Linked DNA regions of Mus musculus: region 1 is linked to region 2. A link is a contact called in ENCODE Hi-C or POLR2A ChIA-PET data. All regions are on one chromosome and are shown on one strand. The core of a region is the stretch at or near the end of the contact, and the rest is flanking DNA. Distances in the headings are between cores, read along the strand shown.

The links. Hi-C counts contacts between places; a loop is a spot of excess contacts on that map. ChIA-PET counts read pairs that join two places held with the same protein, here RNA polymerase II (POLR2A).
Region 1: a loop to region 2 is called in a map of T-helper 2 cell, with 2.6 times the contacts of the local background. The contact joins the promoter of Pigo here to the promoter of Dnajb5 in region 2. A Hi-C loop is called at or near these places in 1 of 37 maps with a recorded cell type or tissue (T-helper 2 cell). POLR2A ChIA-PET finds 5 or more read pairs at or near these places in 1 of 5 experiments (Patski).

What each region holds. Positions count from the first base shown.
Region 1 is chr4:43,021,328-43,027,786 of GRCm38, forward strand. Pigo (phosphatidylinositol glycan anchor biosynthesis, class O) reads right to left here and starts at 4,487. Exons shown (of 11, transcript NM_001305386.1): 1 at 4,453-4,487; 2 at 3,236-3,747; 3 at 2,345-2,488; 4 at 2,043-2,166; 5 at 1,280-1,439; 6 at 685-867; 7 at 1-467. The coding sequence starts at 3,746. It overlaps Stoml2 (stomatin (Epb7.2)-like 2), which reads right to left. Exons shown (of 10, transcript NM_023231.2): 10 at 6,363-6,459.
Region 2 is chr4:42,948,111-42,954,542 of GRCm38, forward strand. It overlaps Dnajb5 (DnaJ heat shock protein family (Hsp40) member B5), which reads left to right and starts at 1,757. Exons shown (of 5, transcript NM_001355438.1): 1 at 1,757-1,894; 2 at 2,366-2,833; 3 at 5,031-5,275. The coding sequence starts at 2,652.

The sequences.
Region 1 (6,459 bases), core at 3,237-5,736, 76 kb after region 2:
GCTTTCCACAGAAAAGGGAGGAGTGAACCGGCTGCAGCCACAGCCCCCAGAACCACTAAGTCTATCTTCGACCCAGTAGTTACCGAGACTCCAGCATACAGGATGGTCCAAGTTAGGCCCCAGGCTACAGGTATTAGCAGTAGTGGGCGGAAGAGAAAGCCTGGGGCGACTGCCAACTGGGAAGCAAGCAGGCAGAGAAGGCAGGCAGCAGCCAAAAGAGCAGCGCCCCCTGCCATTCGGACCAGAGAGAAGCGGGCCCAAGACTCGATGCACAGGGCCCGAGCTCCCCGCAGGAACTGCTGGAACTCAGCAGTCAATGTGCTCAGCGCTGCCTCAGCCTCTTGGGGATCCCGCAGAAAGTGCTGGTAACGCGCAGAGGCCTTGGAGAAGAGCGTCTGCAGCCGATGAAGTTCTTTAACTTGGAGATCCTGAGTCGCAGCCGAGTAGGTATGAAGAAACCGGGACACCTGACAGAGAAGGCCAGAGATACAAACGGGGGGAGGGGGGGGGCCGCGGAGATGTTACACGAGAGAGGTATCTAGAAACCTGGGGCTCAAATTCTATCCAAGATGGGGGAAGGGAAGGCTAATAGGAGAAAGGCATTTGGACAAGAACAAAGGCAATAGGGTCGATTTTGTCCTCATGCTTCGCTTCGTTACCCAGAAGTCTAGTCCTCTCACCTACCTGCTGGGCATTGATGTGGAGAGCCGAGACTTGGGCTAGCGCAGAGGAGTGAGGATGGGAGGAGTCACTGCCACCTGAGAATAGCTCTGCCATCACTTCCCCAGTGTTCCCAAACGGGATGGGCAGGCCTAGCAGCAGTGCCAGCGTGGGCACAAGGCTGACCTGAGGAATAACCTCCGGCTCCTGGAAGGGAAGTTCAAGTGTCAACGGCGTCGCCAGGCCTAGGTAAGAATAGTGGGAGGGGGTGTCCGGAGTGATGGTTCCGTGGGTGAGATAGTCAAAGCAGGCTGTGACCATGCGTGCCTATAACTTAGTGCCATGGTGGGCAGAGGCAGGAGGCTTTCTGGTCTTCAGGCTAGCTCCGGGTTCAGTGAGAGGCACTGTTTCAGTAAAATTAGGAGCAAACACCGACATCCTCTGCCTCACACGCACACACAAGTGCATACCAGCACGCACACGTGCAATTACCTCCTACATACATCATACACACATAAATAAAAATAAATGACTGTTAGGACCAGATCCTGGTGTGGGGAGCCTACAATAAGGGGATCACAATGTAGGGAGACCAGCAGAGGTGCGACCCAGGCCTTACCTCGGGTGGGACACTAGGGAAGAGAGCTGTGGGGCTGTACAGGAAAAGTGCAGCTGACACCTCCAGCTCACTGTCCCCTCCATGGTCCCCATTCATGGTCATCCCATGGTCACCGGCTACCACCAGCAGTGTGTCATTCTCCAGGCGTTCTATGAGTCCCCTGGGGGTCAAGAACACGTGTGAGAGGGCAGGGAGAGGTAAAGATTCTTCTCGGGCCATTCACCCCCACCACTCACTTCCATTGCCAGGGTCTAAACTTCTGTCAAAAAGACACCTCTTCAGTCACAACTCTGCAGCCAGAGCTACACACCAAGTTGTTCAAAGTGGATGATGTCTCTACGTTTTGAAGGAAAAACTTGTATAAAGTATTCCAGAGCTGCCGGGCAGTGGAGGCACAAGCCCTTAATTCCAGCACTCGGGAGTCAGAGGCAGGTGGATCTCTGAGTTCGAGGGCAGCCTGGTCTACAAAGTGAGTTCTAGGATAGCCAGGGCTACACACACACACACACACACACACACACACACACAAAACCTGTCTCAAAAAGAACAAGAAAACAAATCTTTGTGAGTTTGAGTCCAGCCTGGTCTGGCTTATATTGCAAGTTCCTGGTCAGCCAAAGCTACATAATGAAACCCTGTCTCAAAATACATACATATATAGAATTCATCCAGGCTCCACACAGGATTTTTTTTCCCTCGTGGAATCCTACATCCTGAGATTCTCAAATGCAACCCCCTCCCTCAGCCAGCACCCCACACTCACTGTATCACCTGGTCCATCTGGCTAAGTTTCTTGGCCATTTCAGGGTGGTGAGGGCCGTGCTTGTGACCACAGTGATCCACACCCAGGAAGTGAGCGATCAGCACATCCCACGAACCGCCGTCCACTGTGGAGGGGAGAACACTGAGCACAGGGCGGTGAAGCCCACGCCTCCCTCCATCAGGCTTTGATGTTCCTCTGCACCCAGTGGTATAAGCCCCAGGCTGCTGGACCCAGAGTCTGCAGACTAAAGGAACCCTCCACAGCTCCTGGGGTCAGTGAGGGACTGAGCGCTTCTTACTCACGGGTAGGATAGAGGTGTTCCAAGATGCCGTTATCCACTGTGTGCAGGTCTCTGACATTGAAGGATGAGAAGAAGAAAGCTTGAGAAAAGGCTCCGGGGAAGAGGTCTCTCCAGGTATCATCTCCCATGAAGACTACACGCCTTCCTGTAGAGACAAGAGGGGAATCGGATCGATCGTATCTTGTTCATGTGAGAGCCAGAACAGGGGAGATTATAAGAGAAGACTCTAGAAAAAAACAAACAAACAAACAAACAAAACACAAAGGGCAAGGGGAGACAGCTCAGTGAGTCAAAGAGCTTGCCACCAATCCGGACCACTTGAGTTCAATACTCAGAACCCACAGGGTAGAAGGAGAAAATCAACTTCCAAAGTTGTCTTCTCACCTCCATAAGTGTACCATGTCACATCCATACGCTGTGTGTGTGTGTGTGCGTGCGCACGCACGAGCACACTCTTGAGAGTACTATCCCAACCACACATCCTGTTTTGAGACAGGTCTTACTCTACAGACCAGGCTCATCTGGAACTCAGAGATCCTCTTGCCTCTGCCTCTTGAGTGCTGGGATTAAAGACACATGCGCAATGCAGTGCCCTTGACCTGCTCTCTTCATAAGCAGTGAGTGAACATAACTTGGATCCCTCTACCCTTTTTTCTCCATCCTTGCAAATTCCTATCTTCATTTCTTCCTTAATCGGATGCTCCCACGAGTTACAAACAAACATTTTGTGCAGATTAGAAGCTTCATTGAGGACAAAAATCTCTGGGCCTTTCTACACACAAGATCCCATCTATTTCTACTCTCTGTTTCCCTACACCATAGCCAAATATACGGCTGGGTACCTGAAGTCCTGGCTCCCCAGCTTCTATAGTCCCCAGAGGCACATACTGACCTGCACTGTTGAGCTGTTGGATGACATTATCTTCCACTATAGCATGGCTGGCAAAGTTACTGCCAGCATCAATGAAAGTCGGCAGCGAGCCAGTGGTGAGAGCCTTTAGACGCTGCATGGTGGTCGTGGGGGGGTCCACCTGAGATCGGTACAGCCGGCCATGGTGGGGTTGACTCTCTAGGATCCTCTGCAAGGAACCTAATTTTCCCAGAAAAGGCACGGAGACAGGAGGTTCCCCAGGCACATGCGAGCGCTGAGGCTGGGCAAAGTCAAACCGCAGAGCGTCTATCAGTACCAAAACCACCCTGGAGAAGCGGGAAGGCATCCAGCAAGCCCCAGGCTTTCCATGACTTCCCCACGGCAAGGGACCAGGGCCTGGGAGCTCTTGGCAGCTGCTTTGATTGGTGAGCTCCAGACGAGTGAGAAGGAAGCCACTGGTGAAGAGTGCAATGCCAGCGTAGAAAAGAAAACAGACCCAGGCTAAGAAGAGGAGCACAGACACCTTCCGCATCCTGGGAGAGAAGAGAATGTTCATTGGGGTGCGAAGAAACCATGGACGTTTTGGCTCTCAAAACAATGCCCAACAACAATCACGTACTGCTATAAACTTCAGGACGTAAACAAACCATAGCTAACTCGTTGCAGCTGTTTCTACCAGTCATACCATCTGACGGTGAGAGGCTGAGACCTTGGATCTCAACCTGACGCCCAGGCTACACCTACCGATTCAGGTTCTGGGGGTGAGCACGGGAGCCTGTGCATATCCAACCGGGAGATCTAATGCTGTCAAACCACAGTCTAGGAGGAAGACTATTCCAAATGGTAGGTAGATTGTTCTCTGACAGTCCATTTCAATGGCTCTCTTCGGACTAACTCAACATTTCCAGGGTGGCAATAGACAGAAACCACACGGATTAACTGGATTGAGTAAACGGCGCCGCCTGGCGGGAACCGAGGAAACGACGGGGAGGAGTCTTGCTCCGCTTCCGGGCGGCCAGGCTCAAGAAAAAACCGAAGGAACGACGTCCCCAGGAAGCCCGGTATAAAGCCCATTGAGCTAAGCTGGGATCCAGAAGTCCCGGCAGCTCTGTCTCCTCCGGTGGGAACCCGGCCAACACCTGGACATGCTCCCTCTGATACTGGGCACCCCGGCAGTAAGCTGAGACACCCGTCCTAGGGGTGACAGTAACAGAGGTAACAGGGAGACCTTGGCTCACCTGGATCCGCGCCCGGAAGTGCAGCGGCAGGGCTCGCTGTCTGGCACCACAGAGGTGTGCAAGCCTGACAGAGCGCCCTACCAGGAGATTTGTCGCCGCCTGCCGGCACCAGCAGGGAAGTTCGACAAGAAACGTGGGGCTGAAAACTTTGATAGGAGGTTCAGTAATTCATAAATGAGGGCAAGGTCTAAGAGAGGGGGATGATGACTGGGTGTGTACAGAAGCATGAAAGAAGAAAAGCCCAGGGACCACCGAGCATTTTATTATATGTATGTTTGTACAATGCACTTTGTGCTGCAATTGCTTTTAGCCACTCAGCCCTCTCTCCAGACTCACTGTCCATTTTTGGTTGTTTTTCAACACAAGGTCTGAGTGCTGGGAACTAAACTTTGGTCTTCAGCAAGAGCAGTACATGCTCTTAATCACTGAGCCATCTTCCCAGCCCCATGCTTCAAGTTCTCACTGCTGAGACTTCCCTCCCGTGATGAACTAAAACTGTCTGGTAACTAGCTCCTTTAGATGTTCTTGTCAAGAGCACTTTTTCACAGTAACAAAAAACATAAACTAGCCGGGCAATGGTGGTGCACGCCTTTAATCCCAGCACTTGGGAGGCAGAAGCAGGCGGATTTCTGAGTTCCAGGTCAGCCTGGTCTACAAAGTGAATTCCAGGACAGCCAGGGCTCTACAGAGAAACCCTGTCTCAAAAAACCAACCAACCAACCAAACAAACAAACAAACAAACAAAAAAAAAAAACAACAAAACCCAAAAAACCTGTCTTTAAAAATACATCTAAATAAAAACTTATACATGACAGGTGGTGGTGGCAAACACCTTTAATCCCAATTGACAGAGTTTGCTTAGCATTCGCAAAAACCTGGGCTAACCCAGCCTGATTTTTAGTTAGCATTCTAGAAAACCTGGTACACTTGCACACGTCTGAGATGCCAGCACTTGGGAGGCAGAGGCAGGATCCTCTTAACCACCAAGATCGTCCTCGACACCACAGCTCCTCTGGGGCCAGCCTGGGATAAAGGAGACACTGTCTCAAAACAGTAACCACCTAAAAATCAGCGGTGGCAAACACTCACTGAAGGCATCACTCTCAAGGCAGAGGCGGGCGGATCTCTCTGAGTTCCAGCTTGGTCCACAGAGCTTGTTCTAGCCAAGGCTGCACTGAGAACCCTGTCTTGAAAACATGAAATGAGTAAGCTGGCAGAGTATGGCAGCACTCGGGAGGTATAGGCAGGTTAGGTCACATGCATTTAATCAGCCTGGGCTACACACGGTGACCCTTGCTCTAGAAAACAAAAAAGTGGGTTATCTGTATGGTATGTGAGTTTTATCTCAGTAGGAAAAAACAACTTTTATCTTCTTAGTAAATGTGTGGCACCTACCTATAGGGGTCCTACAAATTTACACGTAAGTCCCTCTTCCCCCTTTAAATACATCTAGTTGCTGCTGCTTTGCTTCTGGTAACCGTTCAGCCACAGCACAGCAGTTTCTTTGCTCTTGTGTTCATAAGCCAGGTATGCTCTGCCAATGGGCATCTGAATGGGTCTCTCTCTCCTCCTTCATGTCTGAGCTCAAGTATAATTTTCAGCGAGGTTTCCTGGAACTCTCAACTTGTCGGTTCACCAGAGCACTTTGAACTTACAGTGGATCCAACTCAGGCCATTCGGCTTGTACTGCAGGAGGCTTTTACTCACAGAGCCACCTTACCAGCCTGGCTTATGACTTTTTATCACGCTCTGCTTCCTTGTATTGCCACCCTGACTTGGATTCTGTGAAAGCAGACACCTCTGGGGTTCAGTTCTGTTATTGCTGCTTTGAGACAGGGTCCCACTAAGTACTTAAAGTTGGCCTTGATCTCACAGTCCGTTAGTCTGCATCACCACAGCCATCTCTCAACTGCTTTTGTAAACCCTAGTTTATTAATAGCTTAATAGTCTACACCCTCTGCCCTTTAAGACCGCCATACCATAAGGGCAAGCTGTCCTTTCCCGTGT
Region 2 (6,432 bases), core at 507-3,006:
TCCAGTCTCCCCCTGACCCATCTCCCCTTCCTCTCACCTGCCCAGTTGTCTTTGCCTCCCACCCGCATCTTACGGCCCCCTTATCCAGTTCCCATCCCATCTCCTTCAACCAGATACCTGTTCAGTCCTCATACTGCGGGCTCCACACCCCCTTCCTTGCCCCTCTGCCCAACTCCTCTTTTCACCCTAGCTCCTTTTTCTATTTTAAACTCAAATTCCTTTGCACTTGGGAGTTCATGTGGAACAATGGGAAAAGAAGGGTTGTTAAGAATATGCAGAACTTGCCCCCCACCCCCAAAGACCCAGTCCCCTTTCCTGCCCTATTCTGGGGCCTAGGTACTCCAAGCCTCAGTTTACAGTTCCAACTGCTCTTCATGGCCTCATAGATATCTAAATCCGGTCCTGAGAACTGGCGAAGAATAAGGTGAGAGAATTTTCTCAAGCCTTTGTCACCAAATCTCCCAAGAACCCCCTCCCCCTCTTCACCCCCAGATTACCCCCATCCACCCCCCCCCCCCGCTCCCTCCAGCACAGATGGGCCTGGGAGACAGTAACGTGGGCGCCAAGCTCGGTGTCTGCTGGAGCGGCGGCTTCCGCTGGCGACCGCCTCCGCAGGCCCGCCTGCTCCGAGTATCGGGGACACTGGGGCTGAGATTTAATGATTTACTAGGGGGCTGGGGGGCCAGAGATGACAGTGCATGAGGGTGCTAAGAAAGAGGATCATGAAAAGCTGAGGTAAAAGATTAAAGGGGGAACTATGAGCTATGAGATTGCAGACTATGGAAGCAGGGAATTGAATTAAGAATTAAGACAAAAGGCGGGAGATGGAGGGGGAAGTAAAAAGATACAGAACAGGGCAGAAATTTGGTGTGAGGGAAGACCAGGTATCACAGGGGGTAAGAAAAAGGACGGGGGGGGGGGGCGGGCAGCGAGGAGAAGATGGAAGGTTAGTTTATAACGAGGTTGAACTGGACACTGTGGACTCCAAGTGGCTGAGAAGCCACTGCTCCTAAGCGAGCCGCTGTGAAAGGACTGAAGATGGAGGGCATCTGGACAGAGACTCAGGAAGGTGTTACCAGTTACTAGCGCAGAGGATAATCACAGGGGCACTTAGAATCTCAGCTCTATCCGGCTCTGTTTTGTGTTACAGTTAAACCATGGCAGGTCAATCCCAGGTCAAGACAAGGGAAAGCTAAACCAGGCCAGGTCAAGTTGGATCACAATCTGATAGAAGACGAGTAAGAAGGGATGAGCTTTGGATACTGATCCAGAGCCTTTGCCTCTCCTTCGACTCGAAAGAATGCCTGGTGTCACCAACAACTGATGAGTGCAGCTTTCCTAATAGGTTGTCTTTGAGGTTGCACTCGTTCCAGAAGGTTCTCCCTGGACTCAGGCGGTGGCTAGAATGTCTCACCTTCTCATACTGGAGACTGGACTAATATAGTTGCCCACACTGGCTTGGGTCGAAATCACAGGGACCAGCCAATAAAATCAAAGGGCGCCTGGAGTTGCCTCCCTATGTTCTTTTCACCAATAACACGACGAGATGGAGAAGAGGTGTGGTTGATTGATCCCAGAGGGCACCAATCACACCCACACCAATCACTGCCCGGAATGTGTGCGCGTGTGGCCGGGTGACAGGGGCGGAGAAGAGGTGGCTATCACCCGGACGCTCGTTGAGAGGTATCCAATCACAGAAGAGTCTGAGCTGAGTGACGGATAGACCGGGCAATGGGAAGCGCGGAGGCGGAGCCGTGGGGGCGGGCTCCCGGTCCCGCTGTCTGCGGCCGGCGGGCAGGCGACTCCTGTCCCGAGTGGAGGCGGCGGAGCCGGAGCCGGGGGAGGGGGCAGCGGCTGATAGAAGGACCGCGGCGGCGCCCGCAGCTCCTCACCGGTGAGGGCGCTGAGCGAGGACTCGGGGGTCCCGGGAGTGGGGCGTCGAGAAGAGAGGTCCTGGTATGGGGGGTTGGGACACCGTGGGCCCATAGTCTCCTCTGTCGTAGGGGTGAGGGGCCTGGGAGCTCGGGGTCTGCCAGGTGCTGGGTATCTGCGACAAGGGTCGGGTTGGGTCGGGTCGGATTGGGTTGCGCCGGGCGGAGGCGTTTCTGAGCAGGCCAGCCAGCCAGCTGGGGTGACATCACCGACCCCCCTCCCCCGCGCGAACCCCCTTCCTTCCTCTCCCTGCCGCGCCTTTTGTCCGGGCCAGGCTCGGCTCTGCCCCGCCCCTCCCCGCCCATCTGCGGGGGAGGAGACTCCCCGTCAGTGACTTCATTGAGTAGGTTCTTGGGGATTGGGCTTGGGTCCTCCCCAGAGAGGCGAGAGGAGCTCACTGACTCTCAGGCCCTCACTATCACACCTGTCACAGGTACACACGCTGCCACTCAACAACTACACACTGTCACTGCCAGCCTCACTGTCACACAGCCGAACAGGCGCTCACATCATTCAGCCAGACACTGCTGCACCTGAGAGCAGGTGGCCACTGGATCCTCTCTCTGCACTCTACACCTGGGGACCGGGTCCAGCTCCCTGGGCACGATACAGGCCTTGCTGGGTCACGGCCTCTGGGAATCTGAGGAGGTGGCTTCCAGAGCTACAGCGTCCCAAGCAGGCTCCGGTGGAGCGATCAGAGGTGAGGGGCTTGGCTGGGCATGTTTAAGCGCACAGTGCTGTCCTGCCCACCCCCAGCAGCACCCCCACTGCAGGCTCGAGGAGCTTTCCGGAGCTTCCCACACTTCTGGGGAGAAGACTTCTTAGCCAGCTTGATGTTTAAAATTCAGCTGGAGCCCTTAAAACTTCGAGCGTGGACGCTGAATGGGTTTGTAAAGTTTCGGTAAGTCCCTCCTGAGAAGGGCGCTCATACCCATGCCAAGTCAGATTCTCCACATCAGCCATTCCCTGCATTGCCTCCTTCCTTCCTCCCTGTCATCCTCATCTCCCCCCGGTATGTGCATGAGTCCCCTTGACCTCACCTGTACTTTTGAATGAATTGTACCCCATGTCATTCATCTCTCTCTCAAACTCATGTTTCCACGAATATCTCCAATATTTCAGCTCTTAGGTTCTCCCTCCCAACCCATCAGTAACGTGTGGTCCACTTCAGCCTTTTCCTTTTGTCATCTCTCATCCCTGTCCGTCAGACCCTGTCTCCTCCCTGTACTTGATGGTCCCTCTTGCTATCTGTCCTCATTTTTTCTTTCATCCCTAGCTCTACCTTGACATACTCATTCTTCATCAAAGGCAGAGCCATGCCTTGGGGCTCCTTTGTCATCCTACCACGTGGCTTGTGGGGAGGGAGAGGGAAGGAGGGTGGAAAGAAGGAGGGAAAGGAGGCAGGTCCTGAGAGTTTGCCCTGTGTCTGTAGAGGCAAGAGAATTATGGGTCTAGAGCAGCTAGCAGGTGGGTGCCGGAGAGGAAGCTGGCTGTGGTGGGGAAGAGATATTGAAGGACTACAAACGGTGGGTGGGCTGGTAAGCTGGGTCACTGCCCTCTGCCTGGAAGCCGCTGGAGTTCCCTGGGCACCCTGTTGCTGCTGTTCTAGGTTTCTTCCTGTCCTGGGGGAGAGAAAGTGTGGGCTGAGGCAAAGATGGCAGACCACCCATCTCCCTCTCAGACTGCTTTTAATGCCGTTTCCGAAAATGGCTGCCCTCCTCCAGATGATCTTTCTTCTCTGCCTCCCCCAACTCTAGGCTCCCCCACAGGCGTGACATGCTGGTGTGGGGAGATGGGGGAGTACCCGCCTTTATAGTGCCTTCTCTTTGTCAGAGTGAGGTGGCTTTCAGTACCATGAGTCAACCTAGCCACCTGCAGCAGGCAGGAGCTAAGGTCACTCTCCCTGCCTATCTGGGGCCCCCTTAACTGTCACAGCCCTCACTCCTGCCAGGACGCCTTGTACACTTTACTACTGTGAGGTAGTCAGGGGCAGAAAGGCAGGCCTCAGCTCTGGCTGCCAGGACATTGTTAGAAAGACTCTGGTTCTCCCTGTTTTACAAGGGTTGGCTACACCTCAAAAAGGCTAAAGGATGGCACGTGGCCACTCCTTCATATCCCCTCCCTTCATATCCTCCTCAGGTCCACTGATGGAAGCAGGTTAAGAGTAGGAACCCTGGCTTGATGTCCTTGGGCCCCACTTAGGAGTATTAGCCTAGCATGGAGTCAGATCCTAAAATGTAAGGGTAGGTAGAGGAGGGGCTTGCAGCAAAGGGATTTAAGACATGGAGGTTAGTGTCCATGGTCTCCTGGCACCTAGGCTTTAAGAAGGCCGTTTCTCTGATGGTTTTGTTCACTGCCTTTGGTGCTTAGGCAGCGCAGACAAGCAGTCACACTTCAGTGTGTAAATACTGGGAAATGAGTAAAGGCAATGTTACCCTGGCTGGGGGAGAGAGTGTCCCCCTGCTAACGAGGGTGTTAGAAACAGCAGTTTCCAAAGGTGTGAGTCACTCTGTGATCTGAGTCACATGTGAGGCTTAGCATAGTCTGGGGGACAAGGACAGAGAGATCTGGGGTCCCCGGTGGCAGAAAAGACTCCAAACTCCCATACCCCAATTCAGCTGGCTGGAGACTGGAGCCTGTTCCCCATCCTAGGCTCCTGACCCAGCTGTCCTCAGCCCGGGCATCATGCCTGAGGTGTGGCGTAGGAGAGACTGTGAAGCTCAGGTGACCTCACTCAGTGCACTGACCTTCGCCAGCTTCTGTGTGTGTCTGTCAGTCCACAGTGCCATTTCGCTCAGAAGGGCCTCTCGGGGGTCCTCAGGCTGGCCCCAAGGGCCTGGGCCTCTGCCTAGCCCCAAGAAGTAGGCCACAATCTTCAGCCAGAAGCTGAGACGGAATCATGGAATGGTTCATGTCAGAACGGGAAGACATCATCTAGCCCAAAACTTTCATTTTACAGATGGGGAGACAGAGGCCCAGAGAATAGGCATGACCTGCTGAAGGTCACACAGGGAGTCATTTAAGGACTGCAGGATCATCAGGAGTGGGCCTGGGCTGTAGAGAGTAGGGCATCAAAGACTGGCCCTGGGCTCTTTCAGGAACAAGGAGCCCAGCACCGGTCCAGTGGCTGTGATGGGAAAAGATTATTACAAGATTCTTGGGATCCCGTCTGGGGCCAATGAGGATGAGATCAAGAAGGCCTATCGGAAGATGGCCTTGAAGTACCACCCAGACAAGAACAAAGAGCCCAACGCCGAGGAGAAGTTTAAGGAGATTGCTGAGGCCTACGATGTGCTGAGTGACCCTAAGAAGCGGAGCCTGTACGACCAGTATGGTGAGGAAGGTAAGGAGACAGAGCACCAGACCCCGTTTGTCTGGAGCCCTGGGTGAGCCCTGGTTCTCGGAGCAGCAGCAGCGTTGAGGGAGGCAAGTTCCCTCACTTACCTGGCCCCGACTCACTCTCCTCCCCACCACACTCTTCTCCCTCCCTCATCCCCTTCTGGCCCTAGAGAGGCCTGGACACTGTGCCAGAGGCCTCCCCCTCCCCCCACCTTCTTCCCTTCCCAGCCTTATTAGTCCTGCCTGAAGTGCCCGCTGCTTCATTGGCTGATCAGAAAGGTTGGGGAGAGAGAGAGAGCCTGTGACTCTCTGAGGACGGCATTTACATTCATCAGCATAAAAAGTCTGGCCCCTGACTAGCCAGCCAGCGAATTAACTCCTAGAGTTCTGAGTGGAACCGGTTATTGCCACCCCCCCCAACCCCCCTTAGGATGGCAGAGGAAGTGGCAGGGGTCCAGGAGTGGAAGGGGAGATGTTGCTGGCATCTTACCCTCTCCCTAGGGCAGCTGGTGGCCCTGCACAGGGAGGGCAGCAGGAAAGGCCCAAATAAAGTCCCTGGGAGGGTGGCTCCTCCCAGCACATCCCACAGGCATGATGCAGCTGCTAATTCTGGGCCTGCCCCTCGGGGCGCCTGCCACCCGCCAGCCATGGGCACCTGTCAGGCTATATTAAGAGACATTGTCACAGCTGAGGACTCTCCTTACTGGGAAGAACTGTCCTTCCTCCTAACGACATCCTCCGCTCTTTCATTGTCCCCTTCGCTTTCCCCAGTCTACCCTCAGAATGAACCAGGCTAAATGACATGTACTATTCCTGATTAAGTGCAGGGGCTCAAGAGAATGTTCTTTGTGTCACCTCTTCATGTTGTGTCCTGCTCATCTCTGCCTCTCTCCTCCCTGTGCCCCATCTTCCCGACCCCCCCGCCGACCCCCCCGCACCCCCACCCCCGCTTTAGTCTCCATGCTGCGAGCTCATCCCATTTTTCCCTGATTATTCCCAGACTTGTCAATTCTCAGAGAGACCAGGCACCTGCTCAAATCCCCAGCATCCTCCCAGCTAAGTTGGGAGGATGGGAAGTATTGGGAGTGGGAAAGAAGGAAGCAGTGCGGGCACCACACCCCCGTGTGGCCAGTCTCAGAACTGCATTCGCTCCTGCCCTTA